Regions from separate parts of the Homo sapiens genome. Here all the other regions are linked to region 1. The links are chromatin loops, found by intact Hi-C in ENCODE. Cell type or tissue: heart right ventricle. All regions are shown on one strand. Each heading gives the region's core, and the rest is flanking DNA. Links, peaks and the distances in the headings are about the cores only.

Region 1 (6,067 bases), core at 1,207-5,206:
AGATATCTACCATGTGATGAGCATGGGGTATACAATGACAAATGACCCTTAGCTCCTGTACATGCAGAACTTATAGGATCATTCTTTTTTCTCTGAAAAGCAGAACAACTCTCACTTCTGAAAACCAAGAATCTGATGTCTGCTGTAGACTTTTAAGTTCCATGAGGTTAAAACCAGTATTTGTTGTGTTCCCTACTGAATTCCCAGCACTTGGCACAGTGCCTGTCACACAATAAAAACCTAATAAGTACTCGTGGGCGGGCTTACTGAAGTCAGTTTCATTCTGATGGCTTCTGCATTCTGTGGCTAGATTTACAATGGCAAGAGTATTTTGGACAAAAGGAGAAGCTGAGCTTCAGGCAGCAAAGCAGGTGGCAACAGTTAGATATAAATCACTCTCATTCAACCTTCAGGGGAGCCACTTCCTCACTATGTCTTGGAGGTGAGCTCACCCAGGCCATAAACCTCAAAAAAAGGGGACCTATGTCTTAGTTTATTGAACATTTATTTGCTGAACACTGTGTGTGTGTGTGTGTGTGTGTGTGTGTGTGTGTGTGTGTGTGTGTGTATGTTTCAGACGTGGTCTTACTTTGTCACCCAGGCTGGAGTGAAGATTACAGCTCACTGCAGCCTTGACTTCCCAGGCTCAAGCAGTCCTCCTGCCTCAGCTTTCCAAGTAGCTTGAACTACACGCATGCACCACCATGCCCAGCTAACACTTTTTAACTTTTTTTTCGTAGAGACAGGGTCTTGCTATATTGCCCAGGCTGGTCTTGAACTCCTGGGCTCAAGCGATCCTCCCATCTCATCCTCCCAAAGTGCTGGGATTACAGGCGTGACATGCCGCACCTGGCCAACACTATTTGTTTTTAAGAAAGCACTTTGTGGATGTGAAGAAAGTTCAGCCATTGTGGAAGACAGTGTGGGGATTCCTCAAGGATCTAAAACTAGAAATACAATTTGACCCAGCAGTCCCATTACTGGGTATATCCAAAGGATGATAAATCATTCTACTATAAAGACACATGCACATGTATGTTTATTGTGGCACTATTCACAATAGCGAAGACTTGGAACCCAAATGTCCATCAATGACAGAATGGATAAAGAAAATGTGGCACATATACACCATGGAATACTATGCAGCCATAAAAAAGGATGAGTTCATGTCCTTTGCAGGGACATGGATGAAGCTGGAAACCATCATTCTCAGCAAACTATCACAAGAACAGAAAACCAAACACCACATGTTCTTACTCATAAGTGGAAGTTGAACAAGGAGAACACATGGACACAGGGAGGGAAACATCACACACTGGGGCCTGTCAGGGGGTGGGGGGCTAGGGGAGGGATAGCATTAGGAGGAATACCTAATGTAGGTGACAGGTTGTTGGGTGCAGCAAACCACCATGGCACGTGTATGCCTATGTAACAAAACTGCACGTTCTGCACATGTAACCCAGAACTTAAAGTATAATTAAAAAAATAAAAACAACAAAAAAAGCATTTTGTTTTATTTGTCTTTATTATTTATTTATTTTGAGACGGAGTTTTGTTCTTGTTGCCCGGGCTGGAGTGCGATGGTGCAATCTTGGCTAACTGCAACCTCCATCTCCCAGGTTCAAGGGATTCTCCTGCCTTAGCCTCCTGAGTAGCTGGGACTACAGGCACGCGCCACCACGCCCAGCTAATTTTTGTATTTTTAGTAGAGATGGGGTTTCACCACGTTGGCCAGGCTGGTCTCGAACTCCTGACCTCAAGTGATCTGCCTGCCTCGGCCTCCCAGATTGTTGGGATTACAGGCGTGAGCCACTGCACCTGGCCTTTTTTATTTTTATTTTTAAATAATAGACATGGGAGTCTCACTATGTTGCCCAGGCTGGTCTCAAACTCCTGGGCTCAAATGAGGTTTCCACCTTGGCTTCCTGAAATGCTGGGGTTACAGAAGTGAGCCACCACATCCAGCCATGGAGTTTTCTTCCCATAGAATTAAAGTGATCTCAGCATAAAAAAAATTGAGAACCCATGTTCCAGGGCTTCTTTCACCTGTCCCTCTCTAAACTCCTAGTTGAGATCAAATTCCGGCTCATACTGAAATGTCCTCTCTTAGTCGCAGGGTCTTCAAAGAAAATAAAGCATCAGACAAAATATTGAAACCATTAAGCTTCCTTCTACCCCATTCCAGTTCTCATCCACAGTTACTCTCTGACATCATACAACTATGTTTATATTGTATTGTATAAGCATTTAACTGACACACACAATGAATAAAATACAGAAGAAAAGGAACTTGGGGAAGCAAAGACCTCGTTCTCACCTCCTTCTATAATACCCAGATCTAAGCCTCTGTTTCTATATTCTCCATGGTGAGAGGAAGCAACATACCTACACAATATTTAGCAATATGATCAATCACATGTGAAAGCAGTTGCCAATAACGGGACCATTTAGACTGCCAAATTACATAATTGACACATTCTCTCTTTAAAGCAGGGAGTTTTATTTTTCTGTGTTGAAAATGAGATAATATTTAATTTAATGAGTGTCTATAGTTGCATTCACTGCAGTATTTTTTTTTTCGAGACGGAGTCTCATTCTGTCGCCCAGGCTGTAATGCAGTGGCACAATCTTGGCTCACTGCAACCTCTGCCTCCCAGGTTCAAGCGATTTCTGGCTAATTTTTCTATTTTTAGTAGAGACAAGGTTTCACTATGTTGGCCAGGCTGGTCTTGAACTCCTGACTTCAAGTGATCTGCCCGCCTCAGCCTCCCAAAGTGCTAGGATTATAGGTGTGAGCCACCATGCCTGGCCCACTGGCCCACTACAGTCTTCTTTTTTTTTTTTTTTTTTTTGGAGTCTCACTCTGTTGCCCAGGCTAGAGTGCAGTGGCGCAATCTCGGCTCACTGCAATCTCTGCCTTCCTGGCTCAAGTGATTCTCCTGCCTCAGCCCCCTGAGTAGCTGGGATTACAGGCGCGCACCACCATGCCCGCCTACTTTTTGTATTTTAGTAGAGACGGAGTTTCACCATATTGGCCAGACTGGTCTCGAACTCCTGACCTCGTGATCTGCCCGCCTTGGCCTCCCAAAGTGCTGGGATTACAGGCGTGAGCCACCGAGCCCGGCCAAAACCCGCTCCAGTATTCTTAATCCATAGTATTGAAACTACAGGCACATTTTATGAGGGCCTATGATCTAAAGTGCTATCCTTTATGTTTTATATTGTTTAAGAGAGAAACATCAACTCTGTTTCTTAGTATTCTAGCAGATTCAAAAACTGGTTTTCTTACTGTGCAGGGGATCGTGTTTATGTGACATTTATGATAAAATTAGGTTTCATAGTTTTTGTGGCTTTTCTTCTGTCCCCAAGTAAAATTAGATTTCCTTATACGTAGAAAGAAAAAAAATTGGGGGAGGAAATACATTAAAACATTAATGAAATTAAATAATCATACTCAAATTTTCTTCAAGGAGTATACACTATTTTGCTAATTATAATAAAATGGGTCTTATTAAAAATCAGAGTGGGGGAGAGGAGGAAGAAAGGTCTGATTTTAAAAGCCATGAGATGAAGGCACGAGTCAGAAAGAGCCCAGCAATAATCTCTTACAGATCATGACCAAAAATGCTTCCTGGCCAGTGTGGAGACACCAGGGGGCAGTGGCTCCCTGAGAACTGCTGCTGCTCCCAGCTCAGGCGGCTCAGCCTGCAGTCTACGATTCATCGATTCATCGTCACCAAACTCGGGAAAGTTACGTTGCACTTACATGCTGCTTCCGAAGGCTCTTATGCTTTGATTTCTTGAAGGCACCGTTTCTGTGAATAAAACTGAACGATGGTCCGGCGGGGATTAGCATGTAGTTGAGGACCTGGGTGAAAAGATGGGAAATAAAGACAAACCGAAACCATTTTGCCTTCTGGAGTAGGAGTCCAGGAAAGGGATTTGAAAAGCTGCCACGATAGGGTTCAAACTTAGCGGTCCAGGTTGACCTAGTTCCCACAGCCATCAGGAAGAGGGGCGTGCTTCTCTATGGGCAGCAAGTTGAGGAGGAAGTTCCCACTCTTCTTCTCCAGCTTTTCTGCCTCAACACTGCCGCCCCCTGTCCCTCCCCCAGTTCACAATCTTTCATTCTGGCTAAAACTTCTGCCTTTATGCATTACTTCAGGCAATGCATATAACATTCTATCTTTGCTTGGCTATACTGTTTACAAAGTTGTTTATACTTTATAAACCATTTTCATGCGTGTTTTCCACCCATGATTTGAAATGGTTTGGGCTTTCGACTCCCACGTTAAAGACCTTCACTATATTGGAAATAAGTACACCCTAAGTGACTAAAGCTAATACTAGAAACCACTGGATTACTGGACCAAGCCCTAATGACATCGCATTGGCCTGAGAACACTGACCAGGCTGCTGGCTAAAGCTCCTGATGTGGGCAGCGTGGAAGGTCCAGGATCTCAAATACGGAGTTTGGCAGCGAATTTCTTTCTGAAAAGGAAGAGCAAGGCGACACTGTAGAAGCGTTTTCTATTCAAAGACTTTCACAGGCATCTGTGCACATCAAATCGGCAATGAATACGTGTGAGACAGATGACCTTCATTTTCAATGTGGTTTGGAGGTCTTTGGAAGAGTGAAGAATTCCTTTGTTTGCCACAGGTGATTTATTAGGGAAAGTTGTCTTTCTAAACCATATATTTTCAAAAGTTGCAACAAGTCTTACTCATGCAGAAAAATCTTTCAAAAGGAGCATTTGCTACAGAGTTTTTAGGGTAGTGTGGTTTTACACACTAAATAAATGCTTGTAAATATATTTGGGACTTGTAATCAACAGTACCTTTGTTTCCTTTCTTTGCAGTGGATTTGGTGGCTACTGTTACTGTTTTCTTCCTTTTCTTTTTTTTGAGACGGAGTCTCACTCTGTCACCCAGGCTGGAGTGCAGTGGCGCAATCTCAGCTCACTGCAACCTCTGCCTCTGGGGTTCAAGCGATTCTCCTGCCTCAGCCTCCTGAGTAGCTGGGATCACAGGAATGCGCCACCACACCCAGCTAATTTTTGAATTTCTAGTAGAGACAGGGTTTCACCATGTTGGCCAGGCTGGTCTTGAACTGCTGACCTCAAGTGATCTCCCCGCCTCGGCCTCCCAAAGTGCTGGGATTACATAAACAACTAAGGTGCTGAAAGGATTTAGTTCTCAGTGCTGCTGAGCCAGGAGCTTCTCATTTAGACTCTGTTGGGGAAAAAAGCTGGTTCCCAAGTACGTGGCAGCACTTAGGTGGTTTATTATTTGTTGAGCACCAAAGATGTGCTCAGTCCAGTAGGAAAATCACACACAGTACCTTCCATGCCTTCTATAAGCCCGCCTTCCCAGGCATCTTGGCTCACATCAGACAAAGGAGAATAAAATAAACAATTTAGCCAGGGCACAATGCGAAGCCTGGAAAATTGTTTTTTAAATAGAAACTAAATAAATCACAAAATAAATCACAGTACCTTGGACATATTTTATACATTTAACCAGAATTTTGAGTTAATATTAGGTCTATAAAATGGTAGTTAGTAAGGCTAGGATAAGCAATTTCTCTCTGCACACTTTCAAGCTGATTCTTTCTTGTGGAACAGATGTTGCTTCCACCTTCCTCAACTATCTCTATGGCTCCTGCAAAATGTATTTAATATATCCCACTGACCTACCAATGTCTGAGCCTCCATATTTCATCAGTCTTTTAATAAATGGTTGTCTTCTTCACATTCTTCTTTTAACATGCAAATGTCCTATAGAAAGCTAATATATTAAGTTTTTAACACAGGGATGGCAAATTCTAGGCAAGTTCCCAGGCATGCTGCCAGTTGACAGCAGGTGTTACTAATCTATCATCGCATGCTTTCTCACAGAGTCTGGAATTAGCCTTAGAATCCTCAAGGTGGCCGGGCATGGTGGCTCATGCCTGTAATCTCAGCACTTTGGGAAGCCGAGGCAGGTGGATCACCAGAGATCAGGAGTTTGAGACCAGCCCAGTCAACATGGTGAAACTCTGCCTTTACTAAAAATACAAAAATTAGCT
Region 2 (6,067 bases), core at 1,111-5,110, 380 kb after region 1:
TTTTAGCATCTTCTAAAGGATTACCTACAAATCAACATGATTTATAATTATTCAAACATAGATAAATCTTGTATTTGATTATCATTCACTTAAAGCAACTGTGATGGCATAAAGTACCAAGAATACAATAATAACTTCAATATGAGTCAAAAGAAATTTTGTGTCCATATTCAAACAGTATATTCTAAAAATTATAAGACAGACTGTTCTCATTATTAGTGAGAAAATTTAGCTGCTTTTCATCATAGGTGATCTTCACTGGATATTTGTGAATATGGAAAGTCCCAGTGTTTACTAAATTTCTTTTAGTGAGAAGTGGGCATAGACATTTTCCTTCTTTCTCTACTGTATTCTCTACCAACTCAGGTATAAGGAAGCATTTTAGGTAATACACAATAGAGATCTTCTCTGTTAGACTTCATATATCAAAATGACATTTAAAATTTACCAATTTAGACCCTGCAGTGGACCCAGTATTATTTTGGGGTGATGATGTGCAGCAGGGGGTGACAGGGGGAAGGCATACTCCACAATGCTTTCTAACAGTGAGTTCCTCTCATCTTAAATTCTCCTAGGTTTTAATTCTGAATAATTTTTCAGCCTTATGAATTTTTTTTTTTTTTTTTTAAGAGACAGGGTCTCACTATGTTGCCGAGGCTGGCGTGGACCTCCTGAGCTCAAGCGATCCTCCTGCCTCAGCCTCCCAAGTAGCTGGCACTACAGGTGCCTACCACCATGCCTAGTGCCTCATGGAAATTTGAAAATGTGTTTAAATCACTCTTGTTGGATATAATTTTTAAAAGATGGTGATAGAAATGTAAAATGGTGAAGTCATGGTGGAAAACAGGTAGTTCCTCAGAAACTTTCAGCATATGCCATATGACCAAGCAATTCCACTCCTACATATAAACCCAGAAGAACTGAAAACATGTTCACATAAAAACATATACATGCTGTGGAAAAACAGTACTGCAGGTCCTAAAAAAATTAAACACAAATTACCATATGATCAACAATTTCGCTTCTGGGTATATACCCAAAAGAATTGAAAGCAGGGACTCAAGCAGATATTTATACATCCACATTCATAGCAGAGTTATTGATAATAGCCGAAAGGCAGAAACAACCCAGATAACCATCGATGGATGAATAAACAAAATGGTGTATCCATACAATGGAATATTAAAATGAAGGAAATTCTGATAAATGCTACAACATGGAGGAGCCCTAAAGATATTATAAGTGAAATAAGCCAGGCACAAATGGACGAATATTGTATGATTCCACTTATATGAGGTACCTAGAATAGTCAAATTCACAAAGATGGAAAGGAGAATAGTGGTCACCACAGGCTAAGGAGAGTTGGGATGGAGGAGTTATTGTTTAATGGCTACAGAAGTTTCAGTTTGGAATGATGAAAAAGCTCTGGAGATGGAGAGTGGTGATGTTTGCACAACAACGTGAACGTACTTATGGGTATAATGGTAAATATTTTATGTATATTTTACCAAAATGGGAAAAAAATTGTACCAGAATGTTCATAGCAACAGTATTCATAGGAGCCAGAAAATGGCAGTGACCCAAATGTCTGTCAGTTGATAAGTGGGAAAACAAAATATGGTATATCTGTAAATTGGAATATTATTCAGCCATAAAAAGGAATGAAATACTGATATATGCTACAACGTGGATGAACCGTGAAACAAAAGAAGCCAGACACAAAAATGTATATTGGAGGGTACCACTCATGTCCAGAATAGGCAAATTCTTAGAAACAGAAAGTTGGTTAGTGGTTGTCAGGGGTTACAGAGGTGTGGTCAAGCAGTTAAACTACTGATGGATATGGGGTTTCTTTCTTTTTTTTTTTTGAGACAGAGTCTTGCTCAGTCGCCCAGGCTGGAGTGCAGTGGTGTGACCACGGCTCACTGCAACCTCCGCCTCCTGGGTTCAAGTGATTCTCCTGCCTCAGCCTCCCGAGTAGCTGAGACCACAGGTGCGCGGCCACCACGCCCAGCTAATTTTTGTATTTTTAGTAGAGATGGGGTTTCACCATGTTGGCCAGGATGGTCTTGATCTCTTGACCTCGTGTTCTGCCTGCCTTGGCCTCCCACAGTGTTGGGATTACAGGCGTTAGCCACCGTGCCTGGCAGATACGGGATTTCTTTGTGGGGTGATCAAAATGTTCTAAAATGGGATACTGGTGATTATTGTATAACTGTGGATATACTAAAAACCACAGTTATACGCTTTAGTTGGGTGAATTTGATTGTATGTAAATCACATCTCAGAAAAGTTGCTGAGGTTTGAGAATAGAAAAGTAAAGACAAGTCAAGTGTAGAGGTTAATGCAGTGATGTCTGTGGGAAGTTATAAAGGAACTAAGGAAACATGAACTGCATTGTACGGAGCTTCCAAATCTTCCTCTAAGCCAGAGTTTTTATGATGTGATTGATTAAGTCATTGGCTGCAAGATGGAACTCAACCTCCAGCCCCACTCTCCTTCATGGAGGTCACACTGGCACAAAGCTCCAACCCTCATCACATGGTCGGTCTTTTTCGGTGACTACCCCCTATCCTGAAGCTATCTGGGAACCCACCTAGAGTAGCCTCATTAACACAACAAAGATGCCTCTGTCTCTGGAAGTTCCAAAGGTTGTTGATGCTTTGTGCCAGGAACAGGAGACCAAAACTAGATATATTCTTTATTATGCCACAGCTTCTTAAAAGTTTATTAAAATATTACCAACAGTACAAATTAGAAAAATCATGACTTCATAATAAACAAGTTGCCTGTATTTAAGATTAGCAGCATACCTATGTCTGAGCTTTCTTTTTTCACATTTGTAAGTCTTCGGTTTTCTGAAGTTTTAGTAATAAGTTCTTCTCTATCTGGATGTACTATTGGATTAAAATGAAAAGTTCTCAGTATTGTGTTTCATATGACTAAAGTGCATTAATTTATGTAATAATTTTACTGCTAAGATTATACAAATTATAATGCATGTAAAATATACAAAAGTGTTTAAATATTCCAGGTTTAAGGAAAATTACTTCCAATTTCTTTCTTTTGGAAGAGATAAATGAATTAGAAGAAAACATAATTCTTAGCGTACCCTTTGAGATGGTAACAGTAGATTCCTTAATGCCCCCTGCTGGCCATCTCATTGTGAACTTTTTGAATTTTGGAAATATGTTTTGCTACAACCAAAAGAAAAATGGGCATTTCTAGGGTTATTCTTAGATGAACATTGAGGTATTTCACTTGTGATTTTTAGGCTGAAGATCAGCGTGACCTCCTCTAATAGGATATATTTTACTACCATGAAACTTCTATGCTTATTTAAGTATGCTTGACTCCACCCCTCTGACCTAAAATAGGTTTAACTGTGACTGTCCTATACCAGAAAGCAGTGGCTTGCGGGAATACATAGATAATAAGGCATACCAGCTCATATAAATGGCAGCTGATATTGGAGCGGAATTAAGTCAATTTTGTTTCTCCTACTCAGAAGAGACAGGTAGGTGATAAGATTGTCAAACACAAATTTTCTCTTTTGGCAGAGTCCTTTCTCCTTTGATAACTTCTTGATTCCTTTTATCCTCTCTCGCTTATGCTTCAGACCAGGGAGAAAAATAAAATATGTTTTAGATCCAAAGATCTAGTTTATTCAATTTTCATGGGCCACTTCTTTTTACTTAACATAATAGGAATAGCCTGAGCAGTCTATGATTCTTCTCCGTGATTGATTTCCTTCATATTCCATTAGTCATTAATTTTTAAGTGATAATCTATCGGCATTAGCAAATTTTTCTTCCCTGAATGGAATCAAATTGAAACTTCTGTGTGAATCAGTCCTCTGCTGGTCTGAGCATGATAACCTAGCTACGGTTTCCAGTGCTGGCTATGCTTGAGAACCGTCTAAAAATACGGGTGCCTGAACTGACTCCAACCTGCTAGATCAAAACCTTCAGAAGTTCCAAATTGGGAACCACTCTAGATACTCAGAATCCAAGGGGTCTACAGCTGTAGCTGGATTTTCATTTGAAGTAAAGAAAAGCTTATGGCTTATAGCATACATTTAAGATAGGAAAGAGAATACTTTTGGGGGACTGGTTTTTTGGCCAGATATCAAAGTTAACAATATGGAGCTATTATTAATAATAGCAACTCCAATTTCAAAAATTCATCAGTGAAATACAAAAAATAAAAATGAAGTGACCTCTGTTTTTACATGTAAATACCCATCACTTTGTTGTTGTTTTAAAGAAAGACTATTTCATGTGAATTTTTTTCCCTGAAGATAAATAATTCATATTTTTATACCTCAATACTACGTTCTATTACATTCTTCCTAAGAGCGGAGTGGCAATTTGTGAATCAGTAGGTATATATTGCAGGTGTACCTAAAATCCTTGCCTGTTTAAGTTTTTTTCTTACGTATTTAGCTGCTGAGATCCTTGTGGGTTTATATCTTTGCTTTGAATTTTCATGTGACAGTTTAAAATAATATAATCTCTAGGATGACTATGCATTTGTCCTGTTTCACATTTTCTAAATATATTCCAAATATTTCATATTTGGCATGCAAACATGCCAAACAAAAAAAAAAACTTGTACTTTTGACTTAATCTTTTTCTTCTACATGTAAAAAATTATCTTGAGGTTGTACTTAAGTAAGTTTTCCAGAGGACTAACAAGCTAAAATCTTCTGAATACTAAAGCTCTTAACTTTTTAGATGGAAATCTTTTTTCCTTATTAAACAATGCAGTAATCTGATTTTCTTATTTTTTAAAATTTTATTTTTTATTTTTAGAGATGGGTTCTTGCTGTGTTGCCCAGGCTGGATTCAAACTCCTGGGCTTAAGTCATGCTTCAATCTTAGCATCCCAAGAAGCTGGGATTATAGGCATGTGCCAACTGCACCTGGCATAATTTGATTTTTAACTCTTAATGACAAAGGCCATAGCTGTGATGCCTATGGAAACCTAAGAATCTGTCCTGTCTGATAAACCAGAGAAATAAGTTTGCCAGGAGTATAGGAAATTTGATTAACTAGTTTGTTAAATTAACATTGAGCTTTACACTTTGTGAAGTTATATGAAGCTTTGGACTGACAGACTAGGTACAAGGTCTTTTTAACAGATATACTTCAGCTTGGGGGCTTGGTGATCTCCTCCTCCCCAGTTTTGGTTTGTGTAGAAGAGGCAAACTATCAGGTAGCAAGCACAAAATCTCACCTCCAAACCCTTAGTGCCCTATACCAGAGGGTAATGATTCTCAAACTTGCTTGCATCATTATAACCTGGAAGACTTGTTAAAACAGATTGCTAGGCCCCAACACCAGAGTTTCTGATTCTGGATGGGGCCCAAGAATTTGCATTTTGAGTAAGTTCTCAGTTAATGCTGATGCTGCTACACTTGGAGAAAAACAGCGATGGGGAACATTGCTTCCATTAATTATTTCCACCTTTCATTTATGTGTTTTGAGTTATGATCCAACAGTACTTCATATAATGTTATAACATAATTTCTTAGGTATGGTAGCGTCTATTAATATATAGATATAAAATCTAAAACCCATTATGAGGGCACCACTCTCATGACCTCATCTAAAGCTAGTTATCATTCAAAGGCCCTGTCTCCAAATACATCACATTGGGGGTTAAGGCTTCAATATATGAATATTGGTGGGAGGAACACAGTTCAGGCCATAGCAGTGTCTTATAATAGCATTTTATGTATATACTTTGTCACACACACACACACACACACACACACACACACACGTACAAAAAAAAAAAACCAGAATATTATTTTATGTGTGTCAAGACCTTGTTTTTTATCTGTATCTCCTATGTCTTCTGACTTATTACTGACTGAATCATCTTCAGCTACATCTCCAGCAATGACTGTATGAACATAAGGGGATATATATTGGCTTTTTAAATTTACTTCAGGATCGTGTTTTATTTATTTAGATTATTTATTTGTTTTTGAGGCAGAGTCTCACTCTGTTGCTCAGGCTGTGGTTCAGTGGTACGATTTTGGCTTACTGCAACCTCTGCC
Region 3 (6,067 bases), core at 631-4,630, 130 kb after region 1:
CAAAGTGCTGGGATTACAGGCGTGAGCCACTACGCCCGGCCTGTATTAGATTTTTTTAAACTACCAAACTGATTTCTATCATCATTTAAGCTTTTGAGCACCCTTCCTCTTCCGTGCAACAAATACATCTCTCTATCCTTCAGCGTATTGACCTAATTAATCTAATTAATGTTCTCCTAAACAAAAGAAGTTAAATGGGCAATCAAAAATTAATAACGTACTCCAAAACATAAAAGGAATATTTATTAGCTGCCATTTAAACTTATTTGAGCCATTTTTCCTCTCTGCAAACTATTTAGAAAGTTGATCCTTTTGTTATTTGCTTCCAAGCTTAGTAGTACACATTTCTCTTCTGGTTTAAAGGTTCTCTTTAGAAAATATTGAGACATTTTCCCATATCAGAATTCTATTTGCCTCATTTCTTGGTGTATTAGGACATTAGACATTTTCAAAGAGATTTGATAATACAATTTGTTTGACAAATCTGACCCCTTCTCTATTACCTGGTTTGAAAAGCCCTGAGTGCGTGGCTGTGCCCCATGGAAATCTCTAGGACAAGCCGTTTTTGTTTCTCTGTTTATATTTGATCATAGGATTGACTCTGTTGGAGATGTAATGGATATTCACACTTACTAAGCATTAGCACAACCATATTGACAATAACCAAAGCAGGCAGAGGCCCAAGCATAACTCAGTCTACCAGACAGATTCCTATCCTACATATTCAAGTTGCAATAAAAATGAAAGATCAGGAAATTTGAAGCTATTTTCCTCTTGCCTTTAACCACAGAGCTGCAACACTATGCATTTTTAAGAGTGAAAGACAGCCTCCTGTTCATCACTGTGGTTAAGTATATGTTGTTCTTTCCTCCAGCATCCTAACAGACCTGCATTTTGCTTATCCCTAACAGCAACAGTGATACCTAGGTGCAACCGGGGCATTTTTACTATTCTCTACCTAAGTGAGAAATTTAACATTTTATGTATAATAAGGGGACCCGATATCCAGGTTTGCCTGGAACTCTTCTGATGTATGCCTGTTGTACTGGTGTTATTATTATTATTATTATTATTATTATTATTATTATTATTATTTTGAGACAGAGTCCTGCTCTATCACCCGGGTTGGAGTGCAGTGGTGTGATCTTGGCTCACTACAATCTCTGCCTCCTGGGTTCAAGTAATTCTCCTGCCTCAGCCTCCTGAGTAGCTGGGACTACAGGCCCCCACCACCTCATCTGGCTAATTTTTGTACTTTTAGTAGAGATGGGGTTTTGCCATGTTGGCCAGGCTGCTCTTGAACTCCTGACCTCAGGTGATCCACCTGCCTCGGCCTCCCCTGGTGTAATTATTAATAGCACTCCTTTTATTCTTCAGTGTTCTAGGTTAGGTGACAAATTATATGATCACATTAACTCAACAGCCAGGTTGAATACTAAGAAGCTCCTTGGTTCCTAGTGTTTCATGGGTTCCTCCGTTGTCCCTTGAAGTAGAAACTAGGCACAAAGTGTTCAGCAAATCAGGAGCAGAGCCTAGAATAGGCCTCTGTGTTCTTCTTTCTTGAGTCAGCGACATCAGCAAACTGTTGATGAGGAAGAACATGATCACTTAAAACCTAGGCCACTCTGACTGTCAGAATTTGAGAAGAGAAACTCCCTCAGAAGTCATCTGGCCCACACCTTCACTTTTCTAGATTAAGAAATAAGTATAACACTTCGGGAAATGCATATGCCGTTTTACACTAGAAAAGTGCAAGGTTGTTTCATGAGCATAATCTCACTGGATCACAACTGGAGTAAAGAGGCAAGGAAGGACATTCTTAGCCACATTTTACAGAGAAGAGAACTAGGTTTTAAATAAGTTAAATAAAGCAGCCAAGGATATGTGAGTATGAAGTGGAGGCGTTAGAAATGAAATCCAGCCCTGACTCCACACCCAGTGCCCATCCTATGACTCCATACCAGTTTAATATTTTCATTCATTAGTGAGGATTTAAAGTGTATTTCCTACATATAATTTATCCATTACAGATACACAAACATTCCCTCTGCAACTAGTGCTATATACTCAAAAGTATCTTCTTTCAGAGCCAGGCATAATGGCTCAGACCGGCAATTTCAATGACTTGGAAGGATCGCTTGAGGCCAGGAGTTCAAGACCAGCCTGGGCAACACGGCAAGGCCCCATCTCTAAAAAAACTAAAAAAAGAACAGACACATTATTTCTGCTTCTCTATCTTCCCACATGCCAAGAGCTCTGGCCAGCAACTAAACTGTTCCTGCCTGACAGCACCACTTGGTGGTTGGGTAGGGAAATGAAAGGCCAAAATCTTTCTATCTCCATTCTTGTGCCTTGGGTAGAAGGATGAGGAGAAGAAAATGCAAAGTAACTCCTGCTTTTTCTTTATTGTTCACAGTTAACAACATTAATCATTTCTCAAACAACCTATTTCTCACACTGATATTTCCATTCTCCTTTGTTCGCTTTCTTTATTTCATCTATGACACAAGTATATAAATATAATCAGTTTGGCCGCGTGTGGTGGCTTACTCCTGTTAATCTCAGCACTTTGGGAGGCCAAGGCGGTTGGATCACCTGAGGTCAGGAGTTCGAGACCAGTCTGGCCAACATGGCAAAACCCCGACTCTACTAAAAATACAAAAATTAGCTGGGTATGGTGGTGGGCGCCTGCAGTCCCAGTTACTTAGGAGGCTGAGGCACAAGAATCACTTGAAACTGGGAGGCGGAGGTTGCAGTGAGCCGAGATCGCACCACTGCACTCCAGCCTGGATGACAGAGTGAGACTCCATCTTGAAATTATTAATAATTACACCAGTACAACAGGCGTACATCAGAAGTGTCCCAGGCAAACCTGGATATCGGGTCCCTTTATTATACATAAAATGTTAAATTTCTCACTTAGGTAGAGAATAGTAAAAATGCTCCTGTTGAACCTAGGTATCACTGCTGCTATTAGGGATTAGCAAAATGCAGGTCTGTTAGGATGCTGGAGGAAAGGAAAACATATACTTAACTACAGTGATGAACAGGAGGCTGTTTTTCACTCTTAAAAATGCATAGTGTTGCAGCTCTGTGGTTAAAGGCAAGAGGAAACATTTTAGCTTCAAATTTCCCAATCTTTCATTTTTATTGCAACTTGAATATGTAGGATAGGAATCTGTCTGGTAGACTGAGTTATGCTTGGGCCTCTGCCTGCTTTGGTTATTGTCAATACGGTTGTGCTAATGCTTAGTAAGTGTGAATATCCATTACATCTCCAACAGAGTCAGTCCTGTGATCAAATATAAACAGAGAAAAAAAAACAGTTTGTCCTAGAGATTTCTATGGGGCACAGCCATGCACTCAGGGCTTTTCAAACTGGATAATAGAGAAGAGGCTAGATTTGTCAAACAAATTGAATTATCAAATCTCTTTGAAAATGTCTAACGTCCTAAAACACCAAGAAATGAGGCAAATAGATTTCCGATATTGGGGGAAAATATCAGTGTTTTCTAAAGAGAACCTTATGCTTTTATGTCAAGATAAAGGAAAGTCATACTTCTTGAAGGGAAGATGAAATTCAATCAACATGCATTTAATAGATATTCACTGAGTACCTACCAATGTTTCAATGACAATTCTGGATACCTGGACACGTTGAAGTTGTGCTATAAATCTGTACAGTCCTCAACAGTTCCTTGAAACCCTCTTCAATATCTGCACCAAAACCTCATTTCCCTAAGCAAGATTTTAATTAAAACTGAATTTTCTTAAGTATTTTCTTTTAAATAACTTATTAAATTTCACCAGGATATTTCAATAGGATTATTTTATACTTTTTTCCATTACAGATATATAGCAGTTTAGTATCTATGAAACCTTTAGTGGGTTAGCCTGGGATCTTATCTACACACTTACAATATTCTTTCTCGGGAAAACTTTTTCTGAATTCATAACAATCATCATAGAGTTAGACTAGACCTTTAGAAAAGCAACCTGTTTACAAAATGGAGATCTATATGGAAATTATGGAAATGGAATTGCTTTCTTCTGTTTGCCCATTTATTTCTATGAAAGTAGACTAAATACTCCACTTATTTCATAGCACATTCAAAGAAGAAGCCTAAGTTTTATGAGCATCTTTCACTGTTTCCCCAGGTTTCCACATACAAGATTAGAACACGAATTGGGCTATCAGTGAAAAGAACTCAGGGCATATGCAGAGTTTTATGTCCAGGGTTGACTAATGATTCATTCACTGCTGGAAGTCATTCACAGACACCCTTTCCTCCAATGGCTTTTCATAATATCTTCCTGTTTTCAGTAAGCGGCTACAGAAAGTCTGGACTACTGAGAGACTTGTTTCAACAACAGTTTCAGGATGATCCTTAATTCTACAAAACTCTGTACCTCTAGGGATTAAGTGGCAGCAATCATCACTGAGCTCCAGCTGGTCTGGTTGAAGCCAGCCTTTCTATTCTATCAGATGCTGTAACGTTTCTTGTTTGTATTCTATATTACTCACATAATGCCATCTTTCAATGATGTCTGCATCAATTGAAGAAGAGCGTGTGGGGAAGGAAAGCCAGCCTGGCTGGTAGTGCCGGTGGTTTTAACTGAAATCACTGGCTAATCCATTGAGCTAGGGCAGAGCCATGTCTGGTCACCAACACTGAGAAATACGCCACAGGGAGGGAAGTACTCAGACTGGCCCCAACCCACAGGGAGCCAGAGCAGACACCGGGCACTGCCTTTCTTCTGTTCCTCGAGCCCACCTGGCTCTACTGCCCCTTTCACCACAACTTCCCATCAAGGATCTGCTGTCTGCAGAACTGTTCGGTGCAAAGAGGAAAGATGGTGTAGTGATTAAGAGCATGGATGCAGAAGTTAGATTTTCTGGGTTGGATCTGTGCTCTGTCACATACTAGATTTGTGATTTGGAGGAAGTAATATCCATCTCCTTGGGAAGGGTATATAAGTTTCCATCTATATAAGTTTCTACATATATAAAATGAAAACAATAAGAACACATAGTGTTGCTGCTCCTCTGATGATAAAGTGAATGAATGCATCTAAGGCACTTAGACAGGACCTGGCACACAGTAATTATTCAACAAATATGTTGTCACTATTGTTATAATAACAGAGGTGAGGTTTCTGTAGGTGATTCAGCAATAGGAATCAACTCTATGTTGTTTGGGGGCACTGAGGATGATATCAAAAGGCTAGAGTGTTATTTTCTCCAATTTTACATTTTGGCTAGTCCTTGTTGAACACAGAGCAGTTTTTTCCAAAGTTATGTCCTAAATCAAGTCATGTCAAATGCCATTGTTTAGGTTCTGTTCAACAGCCATCCAATGAGCACATATTAAGTGCCAGACTCTCCTAATGAACACTGGGGAGATTTAAATGTATGAGAAATGACACATCCCCCATAGAAGTGCATATAATTTACTGGAGAAGACAGGCTTATGAACAAATTATTTCAAAACAATTTCAGCCAGGCATGGTGCCTCATGCCTATAATCCCAGCACTTTGGGAGGCCAAGGCATGAGGACTGTGCTGAGCTCAGGAGTTTGAGACCAGCCTGGGTAACATAGCGAGATCCCATCTCTACTAAAAATAAAGAAAATCAGCTGGGCGTCGGGGTGCTTACGTGTAGTCCCGCCTACTCAGGAGGCTGAGGTGAGAAGATCGCTTGAGCCCTGCAGTTGAGGCTGCAGTGAGCCATGATTGGGCCATTGCATTCCAGCCTGGGTGACAGAGCAAGACCCTGTCTCCAAAAAACAAAACAAAGAATTTCCATTTGGTCATTACTCTCATAGGCCATGACAATCTCAAAAAAGTGACTCACCAATTCATAAAATATTTGTTCCTCCTTGTTATCACCTTCCTCACTACTCATCTTCTGTCCTATTTATGCCTCCTCATTAATAGATGAGAGGAGAGGAGGAACTGGGGAATGGTGGTGAGGAAGGAGCAGAGAAATAATTATTTTAGTGAAAATGCTAACAACTAAGTATAAACCAATGCACAGTGTACAAGTGCATAATGAGAAAACATGCT
Region 4 (6,067 bases), core at 1,393-5,392, 220 kb after region 1:
CTCATTTTATTTGATTTTCTGAGAAACTCAAAATCAGGGTCTTGTTTTGTCACCCTGACTGGAATGCAGTGACATAATCACAGCCCACTGCATCCTTGACCACCTGGGCTTATGTGATTCTCCCACCTCAGCCTCTGAGTATCTGGGACCACAGACACATGCCACCATGGCCAATTAATTTTTTAATTATTTGAAGAGATAGGGTCTCACTATGTTGCCCAGGCTGGTCTCAAACTCCTAGCCTCAAATGATTCTCTCGCTTCAGCTTCCCAAATTGCTGGGATTACAGATGTGAACCACCATGCCCTGCCCTTTTTTTTTTAATATAGGCATTTACAGCTATAAATTTCCCACTAACCACTACTTTAGCTGCATCTCATAACCTTTGGTATGTTATGTTTTCAGTTTTATTCATATCAAAGTGATTTCTTCTTTGACCTATTGGTTGTTTAGGAGTGTAATTAATTTAACATATTTTTAAATTTCTAAATTTCCTTCTGCTATCAGTTTCCAATTTCATTGAACTGGTTCAGAGAATTGATTTTCTATGAATTTAATCCTCTTAAATTTATTGAGACTTGTTTTATGAGTTAATATGTGATCTATCCTAGAGAATGTTCCATGTACACTTGAAAAGAATGTGTATTCTCCCATTTTTGAGTAGAGGTTTCATAGACATGTGTTAGATATAGTTGGTTTCTAGTGTTATTCAAGCCTTCTATTTCACTACTGATCTTCTGCTTGTTATTCTACCCATTATTAAAAGTGGGGTATTGAAGTGTCCAACTATTATTGTTGAATTCTATCAGGTTTTTGCTCTGCTGTTGGGTGCATGTATGTTTATAGTTGTTATCTTTCCTTTCTTTCTTACTTTTTTTTTTCTTGTAGAGATGAGGTCTTGCTATATTACCCAGGCTGGTCTTGAATTTCTGGCCTCAAGCAATCCTCTCACCTTGGCCTCCCAAAGTGCTGGTGTGAGATACTGCATCCAGCCATAATTGTATGTCTTTTTAATGGATTGACTCTTTTATAATATAAAATGTCCTTTCTCTGTCTTTAGTAACAATGTTTGTCTTAAAGTCTATATTGTCTGATATCAGTATGGCCAATCCAGGTCTTTTTTGGTTGGCGTGCATGGTATATCTTTTTCCATTTTTTTACTTTCAGTCTATTTGTTTATTTGAATCTAAAGTATGTCTTTTGTAGACAGCATATAGTTGAGTGAATTTTTATCCATTTTTTATCCTGTCTTTTTATTGGAGTGTTCAATTCATTTACATTTAATGTAATGTACATTTAATGTAATTACCGATAAGGTAATATTTATGCCTGCCATGTTGCTATTTTTTCTATATATTTTTTGTTCCTTTGTTCTTTCATTTCTTCCTTCTTTTGTGTTAGATATTTTCTACTGTGACATTTAAATTTCCTTGTTATTTATTTTATTACATTTTAAAAATTATTTCCTTAGTTGTTTCTCTGTACATCTTACAACAATCTAGTTCAGACTAACACCAAATTAATTCCTATGGTATATAATAACTTTGCTCCTATATAGCTCTATCCCCTCCCGCTCCTTTGTACTTTTATTTATTCATTGTATGCCCATCAACATAAATTTATAATTATTGCTTTAGGCAATTGTCTTTTATGTCAGGTAGAAGAAAAAGAGTTACAAACAAAAATATATACATATTTACATTTTAATGTAATTATAATGTACTATATAAAATGTGCTACATTCTATATTTACCTATGTAGTTAATTCTTTTTGTGCCCTTTATTTGGATTTGAGTTATTGTCAAATGTCTTTGCCTTTTTGGGACACAGTCTCACTCTGTCACCAAGGCTTTAATGCAGTAACATAGTCACTGCAGCTTCAACCTCCCAGGCTCAAGCAATTCTCCTGCCTCAGCCTCCCGAGTAGCTGGGACCACAGGCATTCACCACAACACCCCAATAAATTTTTTGTTTTTAGTAGAGATGAGATCTCACTATAATGCCCAGGATAACTGTCCTTTCACTTAGTCTGAAATACTTTCTTTATTATTTCTCGTAAAGCAGGTCTGCTGGCAATGAATTATCTCAATTTTTGCTTATCTAGGAATATCGTAATTTCCGCTTCAGTTACGAAGGATAACTTTGCTAAACAGAGTATTCTTAGCTTACAATCTTTTTCCTTCAGTGCTTTATTTTATTTATTTATTTATTTTGAGACAGAGTCTCACTCTGTGGCTCAGGCTGGAGTACAGTGGCGCAATCTCTGCTCACTGCAACCTCCACCTCCCTTTTTAATGGACTGACTCTTTTATAATATAAAATGTCCTTTCTCTGTCTCTAGTAACAATGTTTGTCTTAAAGTCTATATTGTCTGATATCAGTATGGCCAATCCAGATCTTTTTTGGCTGGTGTGAATGGTATATCTTTTTCCATTTTTTTACTTTCAGTCTATTTGTGCCTATTTTTTTACTTTCAGTCTATTCTTGTGCCTCTGCCACCTGAGTAGCTGGGATTACAGGCATGAGCCACCACACCTGGCTAATTTTTATATTTTTAGTAGAGATGAGGTTTCACCATGTTGGCCAGGCTGGTCTCAAACTCCTGACCTCAGATGATCCACCCACCTTGGCCTCCCAAAGTGCTGGGATTACAGGCGTGAGCCACCACACCTCGCCAATCCTTCAGTGCTTTAAGTACTTTAATTTGAAAGCACAGAAGTCAGACCATTAGCCTAAGGAAAATCTTGGCTTTATACTTAAACAGCTCCTGAGAGGTTTTCTATATTAAGGTATTATAAAATAGCTGATGTTCATAATAAAGAGCTTAAGCCAATGAACAATGGTTACATGTATGTTCAAGCAGCAGAAAAGTCTACTTAGAAAAGCAGGGAAATATAAACTTAAAAAAGTACAAAATGTTTTAACTAAAGGGCATTTTATTTACATGCAACATCAAACTGAGGTCTCAAGAAGTGGCAATAAAGTATTCCTTTGTTTATAACTATAGACACATTACCAAATTTATGTGTATACATAACTACCAAATTTTATGTATTTGGTACAGTGGATTTTATTGAATGAATTGATAAATAAGTAATTGAGGAAACCCTGTGGGAAGAATTGGGCCTTCTTTCGCAGTATTCTATGATGCAAAAGACTCAAGCTGTCTAGTTCAACCTTTCTCTGAATGTAGGAATCTTTTCTAAAATCCATGTAAAGTCACAGTTCCAGCCTGGGCTTGAAAACTTGCAGGGATGAGGGTGGAATGCTGGTTCACTTTCCGTTACTGGACAGTTTCCATTACCCAATAGCTAGTCAGAAAGATTTTCCTCCACTAAGCTGACGTCTGCTGCCCTGTCAATGTTCTACTTCTAGTTCTAGGATTAACATAAAGTAATTTTACTTTCACCTCTTCTTCCTCTTCCAGATGTCAACCCTTTAAATATTTTAACACAGCTGTCACCACTTTCTTATTCTCTTTTTAAACTAAACATGTCATTTCTCTTAATTATTTTTCACATAACATAGTTTCCAGGAGCCCAATATCTCATTTCCCACCTTCTGAATAGTCTCAAGTTTATTATCATTTCTTAAGGTATAACATACATAACTGCACATACATGTCCAGTGTGTTCCGACTAAAGTAGCACACAGTAGCACTATCACCTCTCCACAACTGTACACTGTATATATTCCACTAATGCAACCTAACATTGAATTAGCTTTTGCAACAACCACATCACAATCTTAGCTCCCATGGAAAATGTACCACCTAGTGGTCTTATAAAGACAAGGAGAAATTCAGCCTTCAAAGCAAAAGGAAGAAAAAGTATCAAAGTCAGAGAGATACAGGAGAACAAATTCCACAAATTGCAAAAACCTGTGGTGTTTTAGTTGCATATTTCCTTTTAACTGGCTAACAATGGTAAGGTTTAGTATAAATTTTAGTTTCACCACAATGTGAGTCAAATGTAATTACCGAAGATGAACTTCTGATTACCTACAATAGCTGCAAATATTTGATTTTTTACCTGATGCTTTGGAACACAAGTGGACTCTTAGCTCATGAAATTGCACACACTAAAATTAGAACAAAAATACTAAGACATCTGGCCAAATTAGATTAGGATTTACAGAGATTCTCAAGATACTCTACCTATTTAGTAGACACTGTCTTTTGAATCCATTGGGCTGTGACAGCCTCTGGATCCTTTTGGAGGGTTGTCTAAACAATGCAGGAGGAGTGATCTCCCAAATTACAGACTCTCTTCCACAGCTGTGGTAGTATTGAGCCCTGCAAGTTGTAGAAGAGAAAAGAAGTAAACGAAACAAGCATGATTTCAAATTGTCATAGTATTTTCCAACATCGATCCCCAGGCCTAGGGGAGCAGGTATGACAGTTTATTATTGATGATCTATTTTCCATGTGAGGAGAAATTAATTGCTTTAGAAACGGTTACACCCATCAAGTTTTCAACTGGCTTCTATTATACTCAAAACAGATAGTTTTCTCAAATAAATGACATCTTCTTTTTTTTCTTTTTTTTTTTGAGATGGAGTCTCGCTCTGTCGCCCAGACTGGAGTGCAGTGGTGCGATCTTGGCTCACTGCAAGCTCCGCCTCCCAGGTTCACGCCATTCTCCTGCCTCAGCCTCCCGAGTAGCTGGTACTACAGGTGCCCACCACCACGCCTGGCTAATTTTTGTATTTTTAGTAGAGACGGGGTTTCACCGTGTTAACCAGGATGGTCTTGATCTCCTGACCTCGTGATCCACCGGCCTCGGCCTCCCAAAGTGCTGGGATTACAGGCATGAGCCACCGCGCCCAGCAGACATCTTTTTTTTTCAATTGAGACAGGATCATACACGGGCTCACTGCAGCCTCAACCTCCTGGGCTCAAGTGATCCTCCTACCTCAGCCTCCCGAGTAGCTGGGATCACAGGCATGTGCCTCTATGCCCAGCAACTTTTTAAAATTTTTTCGTAGACATGGGGTTTCACTATGTTCCCCAGGCTGGTCTTGAACTCCTGGGCTCAAGCAATACTCCTGTCTCAGCCTCCCAAAGTGCTAGAATTAAAGGCATGAGCCACCATGCCTGGCAATTACATTTTCCAAATAGACCAAAAGATATACAGATGAAGAGAAAATTTGCTGCTTTTAAAACCAAATACTTCCTTTAGCATCTATATAAATAAATTTTTTTACTATATTTCTATTTTATACGGTGAATTATATTGATACTTTGCTAGATAACTGAGTTTAGGAATACATTCTACTTGATGATGTGCACAGAATAATCATTATTGGGGCTTGTTAACTATGAATTTTTAGGATAAGTAATAATATTGTTCTTCTTTTATTTGTCTATTTATTATTTTTAGAAGCACGATCTTGCTCTATTGCCCAGGCTGAAGTGCAGTGGCACAATCATGGCTCATGGCAGCCTCAAACTCCTGGGCTCAAGCAATGCTCCTGCCTCAGCCTCCTGAGTAGGGGGGACTACAAGTTTGCATCACCATGCTGGGCTAATTTTTTTATATTTGTACGGATGGGGGCTCGCTATATTATCTAGGCTAGCCTCGAATGCCTATGCTCAAGTGATTCTCCCGTCTCAGCCTCCCAGAGTGCTGGGATTACAGGCATGAGCCAGCACACCCAGCCACCATTGTTCTTCTTAACAACGCTGCCCTTCAATCTTTCCTTATCAAAATACATCATCAGTGGAAAAGGAAGTGACATTGACTACCCCCCCAGACCCAATGTTAACTCAAATTGCAGTCCCACTTTTGCTTCTATTATAAGGACCTCTGTTCCTTTAGGACGTTCACAGATACAGATCTGCATCCCTCTCTCTGCCCAAGCCTCTGTCTGCTGGTTGCAGCTGTAAACATCCTTTACATCTAGGCTGAACTGGTGTCTTGTAAGCCTCAATCTGCATATAAGACTGTATCCCCCTTGCTCGCGACCACCCAGTCTTGAGGCCTGTCTACACCACCACACATATCTTTTGAGGGGGCTGGAGGCTGCCCAGCCCTGACTCTACTGCCCAACTGCACTGACTCACCTA
Region 5 (6,067 bases), core at 1,366-5,365, 140 kb after region 1:
CTATGTATTTGGGATGTATTCAGAGTAATGTTTGGTTCTAAGTTCTATTAAATATGTTTTGTACATAAATAGTAACTTAAATTTTAGAATTTTTCTCATTGGGAAATTTAAGGAATTAGAGGAGAACAGTAATACTTAAGACTGCCAAATCTTTTCCATTGTGACTTTTGGCATCCAAGTCATTTACTTAAAATGTGTGTGATGAACTGGAAGGAGTTTTCCTTTCAATGATTTGCTTTCTTAAACTCTGATCTCATCACAAGAATGCATTTTTTCTGAAAAGTTTTTAAAAGGGTTTTATTTCATTTCTGAACTTTTGAAAGCATTGGAGAATATCTGTTTTCTTTTGCTAATTTATAATTTTAAAGGCATTTTCCCCATTTCTGACCACATATACAAAAGATTAATAGCATTAGGTTTAAATTAGTCATTCTAATATCTACTTCTAAAAGCTTATTCCTTTAAAATGACTTCAACCTACCATCTACTTAAATGTTAAGATGATATACAGCATTAGAGCAGGTATACGGCATAAGAATATTTAGAATTGATTTTAATGATTAAATTGCAAATCTTTTTAAGAGCTGAAATACTTTTTGTGTCTCTCTCGTGCTAGGTTTCTAAAATGCAGTTCTGGTTCAAGAGGTGGGCTTAGACATTTCCACAGGTAATTCTGAAGCCCATCCAGGCTTGAGAAGCACTGCTGTTAGCTTAAGGATACCAATCTCCAAGTTTATACTTAAAAGAACAATTCTCTCTCTCTCTCTCTCTCTCCTTCCAGCTCTTGTGCTAGCCTGGAGAGGCAGATGAATACTCAACTTCTGTTTTTCAATTTCTGGGGCGCCTTGACAGCTTGGGCGATGCCCCCTTCTACCACCTTCAGAGTAACTGAATAAGTGACGAAGGGGAAGACCCCATCCCCTTCCAAAGACCCACCACTTCTCTTGCGGAAGTGGCCACACATCATTTTCCTCACTTAGGAAAATACAAAATGTTTCAAGAGCCCATTGCTTCCAGGAAGTTCACAGTGAGCATAAAAGAAATATAGGCTAAAGAATAATCCACTGGCTTGTTTCCCTTTTGGCCAGCTCACCACAGGACTCTGGGTTTATTTGGAGAATCTGCCATTGATAACCTTTTGTTCTTGGTTTGATATTAGTGCTATTACAAAGAGGTCAGAATGACTGGGAGAGGGAGGATAAGATGACAAATTTGAGCCCAAAGAAATTTTTTGGTTACTACAGAGGTAACCAAAGATTTCCAGTTGATAGTGCTTTTTGTGAGCTAGTTTATAAAAGTAGATATTTTTAAAATAAATGATTACAGGATTAGGGGACAAAAGTAGAACCATTGGGTTGACCCAACTGTCTACCCCAAGCATTGGAATTAATTTAGAAAAAAGCCAGCAGATTGCATGTAACATCTTGAAAAAGCTTATGCAATGTCTTCCCAAAACCACAAAGGAAAAATATAACCACAGGACAAATTACTCCTTGAATGTCTGATGAGATATGAATAGCCACAACAATAAAACTTGTGCTAAGATTAACGTCTGAGTAGCTTTAAAGTATTTTTAGTTCTTTTAATCTGAAATTGTTTAGACTATCTTCAGAGAAACTTCTCAACTGTTTTCTTACTGGAAATAGTTGAAAAGCTTTATAAGGCCAAGGTTACCCAGGCAGTTTGATTTATATCTTCTTTAAGAGAGACAGAGCGAGAGAAGAAACGAAGTAACAGCAAACATTTGTCAAGCAAAGGGCTGAGAGCTTTGCAGAGAAATAACAGATACATTTGACTATAGAGATCTTCCACCTTCGTTTCTAGAAATCAGGTTTGCTTGGTGTACCTTGGAGAAGTAGGCGCTTTCAAATGGTCCTCCCACAAGTCTCAGCAGCCAACCAAAGCCAATGATTCTCAGCCAACTAACCCAAGGAGTTCTTTAAAGTTAACCAGGACCTCTCCACAAAATCTCATACAAAGTCCTGTAACAAGAAGCCACAGAAATCTCATAAAATAAAATGCAGTAAATTAAATGTAAGACCAGTAGCAGCCCTTGAGTGTTATAACAGGAATTAAATAACCAAAAAAGAGGGGAAAGTATAAGCAGAACAGTCAGTTTAGAAATTAATATTTCTGAAGGACTGAGGATTCTACAAAGAAAAAGACAAAATTTTCATGGAAGAGCCGGCACAACTATGTTACACAAAATTAGCTGGAACCTTCCTAAGGCAAGAAGTAAAATCAGAGGCAGCTGTCTCCCAGCCCTTGTTTTCTTTCAAGCGAAGCAAGCAGTGGTGGGTGGTTCCCGTGGGCAACTTTGGCTAGAATTGGTGTCCTACTAGGACAGTCTATGCCCATTCAAAATGGCAATGAGCTCCTGCCTGCATTATGACTACTGCCCTCCTGATTTTTCCTACCAGACTAATGACAGACTGCCCCACTGAGAAGGGTCTAGCGGAGCACAGGTCACCAGCTGGGCAACATTCAGAAAGTTAGTCTTCCTATGCTCATTTTCCTGGGCTGTTACAGAAGAAGACTGGAAGAGGTAATTTCCAAGGTTCTTCCCAGCTCTGAAGTTGTGTGTCAAAGGTACGGGCAATGGGTGCACACAGAAGAAGAAGTGTTTCTGACCTGGTATGACCCTCTCCTGCCTAGCACCGTGACAGGAATCAGTGCTATGATTTTTAGGTGGGAAAGCACAGAATCCCCTAAAAACATGGGATTTCATGGTGGCTTGGCAAGTGACTTGAGCCAGACTCTCACAGTAGAATGACTTCCCGTTGTGCCTGAAAGCCCCTTCAGAGTGACCCAAAGGAGAGGTAAAGACACTTATTTAGGAAGTAGAAGATGCAGGTCACAGTGGAGAAGGTTATAACAGCATTGGGTACATTCTGCCGGGACATCAGTGAAGTGTGGCTCATCCCAGGCACAAACCACATCACAACCTACTCAGGATTGTGCTGGATGATTTTGCAATTGTTTGTTAAAACAACAAACCAACGTGATTCCCACACTTGCCCTTGTCTTTTACTGTCAGCGACAGTCAAGTCCTGACAGGTGTGCCAAACCCACAGCCAAGGATATCTTGAAGACTCCAACTTTCTATACCTTCATGCATCTTAAATTAGCAGGAGGAGGTGGATGGGGTTACATCTGCCAATTTTTAAAATTTTTAAGTTTTTGGTCCCAATTCAGAGACTTCGTAGGTATGGAGAGAACCCAGCAGGAAGTCATGTTGCTTCAAATTTGCTAGAGTAATGGTTGGCTCTAAAGTAAGGAGATACAAGAGATCTTGAAGCTTGTGATGGGCCCATTTTCCTGACTTTATAGTAAATTTTAATACAATCACAGGGAAGTCTGAAATTTTAAAAGACAGCTGACTGGATCCTCCTCAGTTGGATTGTGGCTCCATCTTGCAAGTCCTCCCCTCGGGGAGCACACAGTGAGGCAGGCTCTTTGCCGTAAATTGTGGAATAGTGGCCTGGTGACTGCAGGCCGGGGACTCACTAAAGCATACTTAGAAAGAGTGGGGGCGAAGGGTTGAAGGAGGAGGTTGCAGAGCGGCAGAGTGGCACATGCAAGCCCACAGGTGGAAGTTTCTCCCGTGTCTCAATCCCCTGCCTTAAATCACTTCTCTGCGGACCTATCTCCATCTCTGTAAAATGGAAAGACATTAAAAGCACCGCCTCCGTCTCCCCAACTTTGAGAAGTAACTTGTCTTGCGGGGAACTTTTTTGGAGGAAGGGTGGGGTGTGCAGCCCTGCCTGGAGAGGGCCCCAAAGCGCCAACCCACTGCGGAGACAGAAGGCCGCCTACCGGGGAGGCCGGAGGCCGGCTAGTCGCGGACTCGGGCGAACCCACCCTCGCGATCTGTCAAGTCTGTCCCCAGGGGAGGTCCCCCTTTCGGGAGGAAGTTTTTAAGGGGATTTCTCAAAATCACCCCCGCGCTTCCTTCACTCCTTCCTTAGAGCCGGAGGTCGGTGAGGGCCCGCGGAATCATCTATCTCGCCCCCGTCGCAGGCAGGGATACAGTTCCTGCAAGGGGTCCCGGGGGGCGCGGGAGGCGCAGGACGCTAGGCTCTGCCGTCAGCCCGCAACAGCGCTCAGTCCAGGGAGGGAGGCCCGGGTGGGGGGCAGCCGTAAGCCCCCGCTCAGCGTGCAGCCACCGGGGACTTGCGCGGCCGTGGCACCGCTGGAGGGGGCGGCCTGGGGCTGGGGCTGCCCGGCGGCGCCGCGACCGCCTTCCTTCGCTGCGTCCCGCCCGCTCCACGCCTCGCTCACCGCCGCCGCTTCTCCCTGCCCCGCAGCGCGCAGGGACCATGTCGGCGGAGACCGCGAGCGGCCCCACAGAGGACCAGGTGGAAATCCTGGAGTACAACTTCAACAAGGTCGACAAGCACCCGGATTCCACCACGCTGTGCCTCATCGCGGCCGAGGCAGGCCTTTCCGAGGAGGAGACCCAGGTGCGTCCCCACACGCGCCCAGCGCGCCCCGACCCCTGCCTGGGCTGAGCCTTCTCGCGGCTGGGCGGTCCTGTTCGTCCGCGCCTCCCGCCGGGCTGCCCTCCCCATGATCTCCCATCGCTTCTGCCCGCATCCCAGGGGCCCAGACCCTGCATGGCTCCCGCCGCCGCCTCCCCGCTTCCCCGCTCCCATGGGCGCCCGGTCTCCCCGCCACCCCCATCCAGCCGTGGTTCCCCGGGAGCTGCGCAGAAACCCCTCGGTCACCAGTCCTTTCTTTTCCACTCTCCCCGGCAGCCCGGGATACACGCTTTCTCCCTCTGCGAGTTGGGAGCAGCGTCTCTCGCCTGTCCCTGTCTCGCCTTCCCGGCTCGGTCCCCTCTGGTCTGTCTGCGAAACCTTCGGGAAGATCTATTCTAGGCGGGAATGTCAGAGCTGGAAGGCGCCCCAGAGACCAGCTAGCCATAAATTCAGTCCTCCGGTTTGGCGAACCAGGAGGCTGAGGCCGGGAGGGAGGGCGCTGTCAGGATGGCAGGAGCGGTGAAGCATGCTCTCTCCACCACATCACACTGCAGCGTCCCCCGAGCTGCAGAACTCACGCTGCACGAAGCCACGGAGATTTGGTTCCGATTTTTTAAAAAATTCCCCGGCTCTAAGGTTTAGAGGTTTTTCCTGGCGTTTTATAAGACGGTAGATAGCTAACATTTCAGCTGACGGCAGCGGCAGCCGATGTCCCCCTAAGTGCATTCATTGACTTATCTATTTTTTAAATGCTCCTGTATTATCCCGAAAAGTGCCAGGTAAAGAATGCAACACGGCCTGTGGTTGTTAACCACAGGTGCAATGTGGGAGCCTTTAGCTGACTTTTAAAACCCTGTCTAAACTCCGACTTCTCTTTTCCCTTTGGTCATGGAAAGACAATCCTTTTGCATGATAGACTACTTGGAACTGATCTAGCATCTCTCCTGTGGGTCCCCAAAGCACTTCACACTTCTAACCTCAACTCTAAAGCAGAGACATTATTTTTCCTATTTTATATACCAGAGCATCAGGCACTTGTCCTGTCACCATGAGCCATGCTCAGTTGAGGTTTAGAAGCTTGTAATGGATCCAGTAGATCCAAGGACCAAGACCCTGGACCCCAAGTCCAAAATTATTTTTACTAATTAAGCCAGAGGCACTCTTTGGAGAGCTTGTCCATAGATGATCCTGTCATTTACAGGTCAAACAGAAAGGCAAACATATCTATTTTTAGCAAATGGAACAGCTGTCTGGCCAACCAGAACCAGAACTTAAAGGAAGGTGATTTACTGTAACCCAAGTCTAACAGCTCATGTTTCTTGGCATCCCCTGAGAAGGCAGCCTGCTGAAATTTTATCATTTGAAATCCCACGCTATGCTTAGAAAAGAGGAGTGATCATGGAGACAACTTATCTTTTAAAAACAAGGCTGTGAAATATTGTGGGCACAGCACCAACAAGAGGTCCAACCCCTTCTCGGCCTCTGATTGTGCCTGGCGAGTTGCCATCAGTCATCTTACCTATAAAGCAGCATAATTACGTTGACCTTTGTAATGGCTAATACTTGCCAGGCATTTTTCCAGGCAC

Evidence for each region. Hi-C counts contacts between places; a loop is a spot of excess contacts. Peaks named below come from ENCODE experiments on the same cell type or tissue, not always from the same donor. Only the 100,000 strongest peaks of a DNase experiment are listed, where the experiment ranks them.
Region 2: it touches region 1 in a loop (4-fold over the local background); 39 of 110 quality-filtered maps call a loop at or near these places.
Region 3: a loop joins it to region 1, with 2.6 times the contacts of the local background. A loop is called at or near these places in 42 of 110 quality-filtered maps.
Region 4: a loop joins it to region 1, with 17 times the contacts of the local background. A loop is called at or near these places in 80 of 110 quality-filtered maps.
Region 5: a loop joins it to region 1, with 2.5 times the contacts of the local background. A loop is called at or near these places in 40 of 110 quality-filtered maps.

What each region holds. Positions count from the first base shown.
Region 1 is chr4:56,797,926-56,803,992 of GRCh38, reverse strand. LOC105377668 (a long non-coding RNA gene) reads right to left here. Exons shown (of 3, transcript XR_941082.2): 2 at 4,410-4,491; 3 at 3,076-3,868. Among named protein-coding and RNA genes, the nearest start is that of SPINK2, 21 kb to the left of the region's middle. RefSeq lists a silencer at 365-504. In heart right ventricle, for the core only: a CTCF peak has its summit at 3,649 (motif pointing right); a DNase peak (open chromatin) is centred at 3,672; H3K4me3 peaks cover 1,046 bases; H3K27ac peaks cover 1,102 bases.
Region 2 is chr4:56,422,203-56,428,269 of GRCh38, reverse strand. The region is part of intron 1 of PPAT (phosphoribosyl pyrophosphate amidotransferase); the gene reads left to right. It also overlaps a transcript of PAICS not described here. Among named protein-coding and RNA genes, the nearest start is that of PPAT, 10 kb to the left of the region's middle. RefSeq lists an enhancer at 2,182-2,867. In heart right ventricle, for the core only: a CTCF peak has its summit at 3,148 (motif pointing left); no DNase peak of the experiment used is centred there; H3K4me3 peaks cover 1,020 bases.
Region 3 is chr4:56,664,689-56,670,755 of GRCh38, reverse strand. All of the region lies in intron 1 of HOPX (HOP homeobox), which reads left to right. LOC124900708 (a long non-coding RNA gene) reads right to left here. Exons shown (of 3, transcript XR_007058128.1): 3 at 2,783-5,774. Among named protein-coding and RNA genes, the nearest start is that of HOPX, 14 kb to the left of the region's middle. In heart right ventricle, for the core only: a CTCF peak has its summit at 2,300; no DNase peak of the experiment used is centred there; H3K27me3 peaks cover 58 bases.
Region 4 is chr4:56,573,732-56,579,798 of GRCh38, reverse strand. SPMAP2L (sperm microtubule associated protein 2 like) reads right to left here. Exons shown (of 9, transcript NM_001256475.2): 5 at 4,157-4,294. Among named protein-coding and RNA genes, the nearest start is that of SPMAP2L, 46 kb to the right of the region's middle. In heart right ventricle, for the core only: a CTCF peak has its summit at 3,770 (motif pointing left); no DNase peak of the experiment used is centred there.
Region 5 is chr4:56,654,253-56,660,319 of GRCh38, reverse strand. It overlaps HOPX (HOP homeobox), which reads left to right. Exons shown (of 4, transcript NM_032495.6): 2 at 2,421-2,545; 3 at 4,308-4,463. The coding sequence starts at 2,504. It overlaps LOC124900708 (a long non-coding RNA gene), which reads right to left and starts at 2,427. Exons shown (of 3, transcript XR_007058128.1): 1 at 1,847-2,427. In heart right ventricle, for the core only: a CTCF peak has its summit at 3,764 (motif pointing right); no DNase peak of the experiment used is centred there; H3K4me3 peaks cover 1,750 bases; H3K27me3 peaks cover 2,542 bases.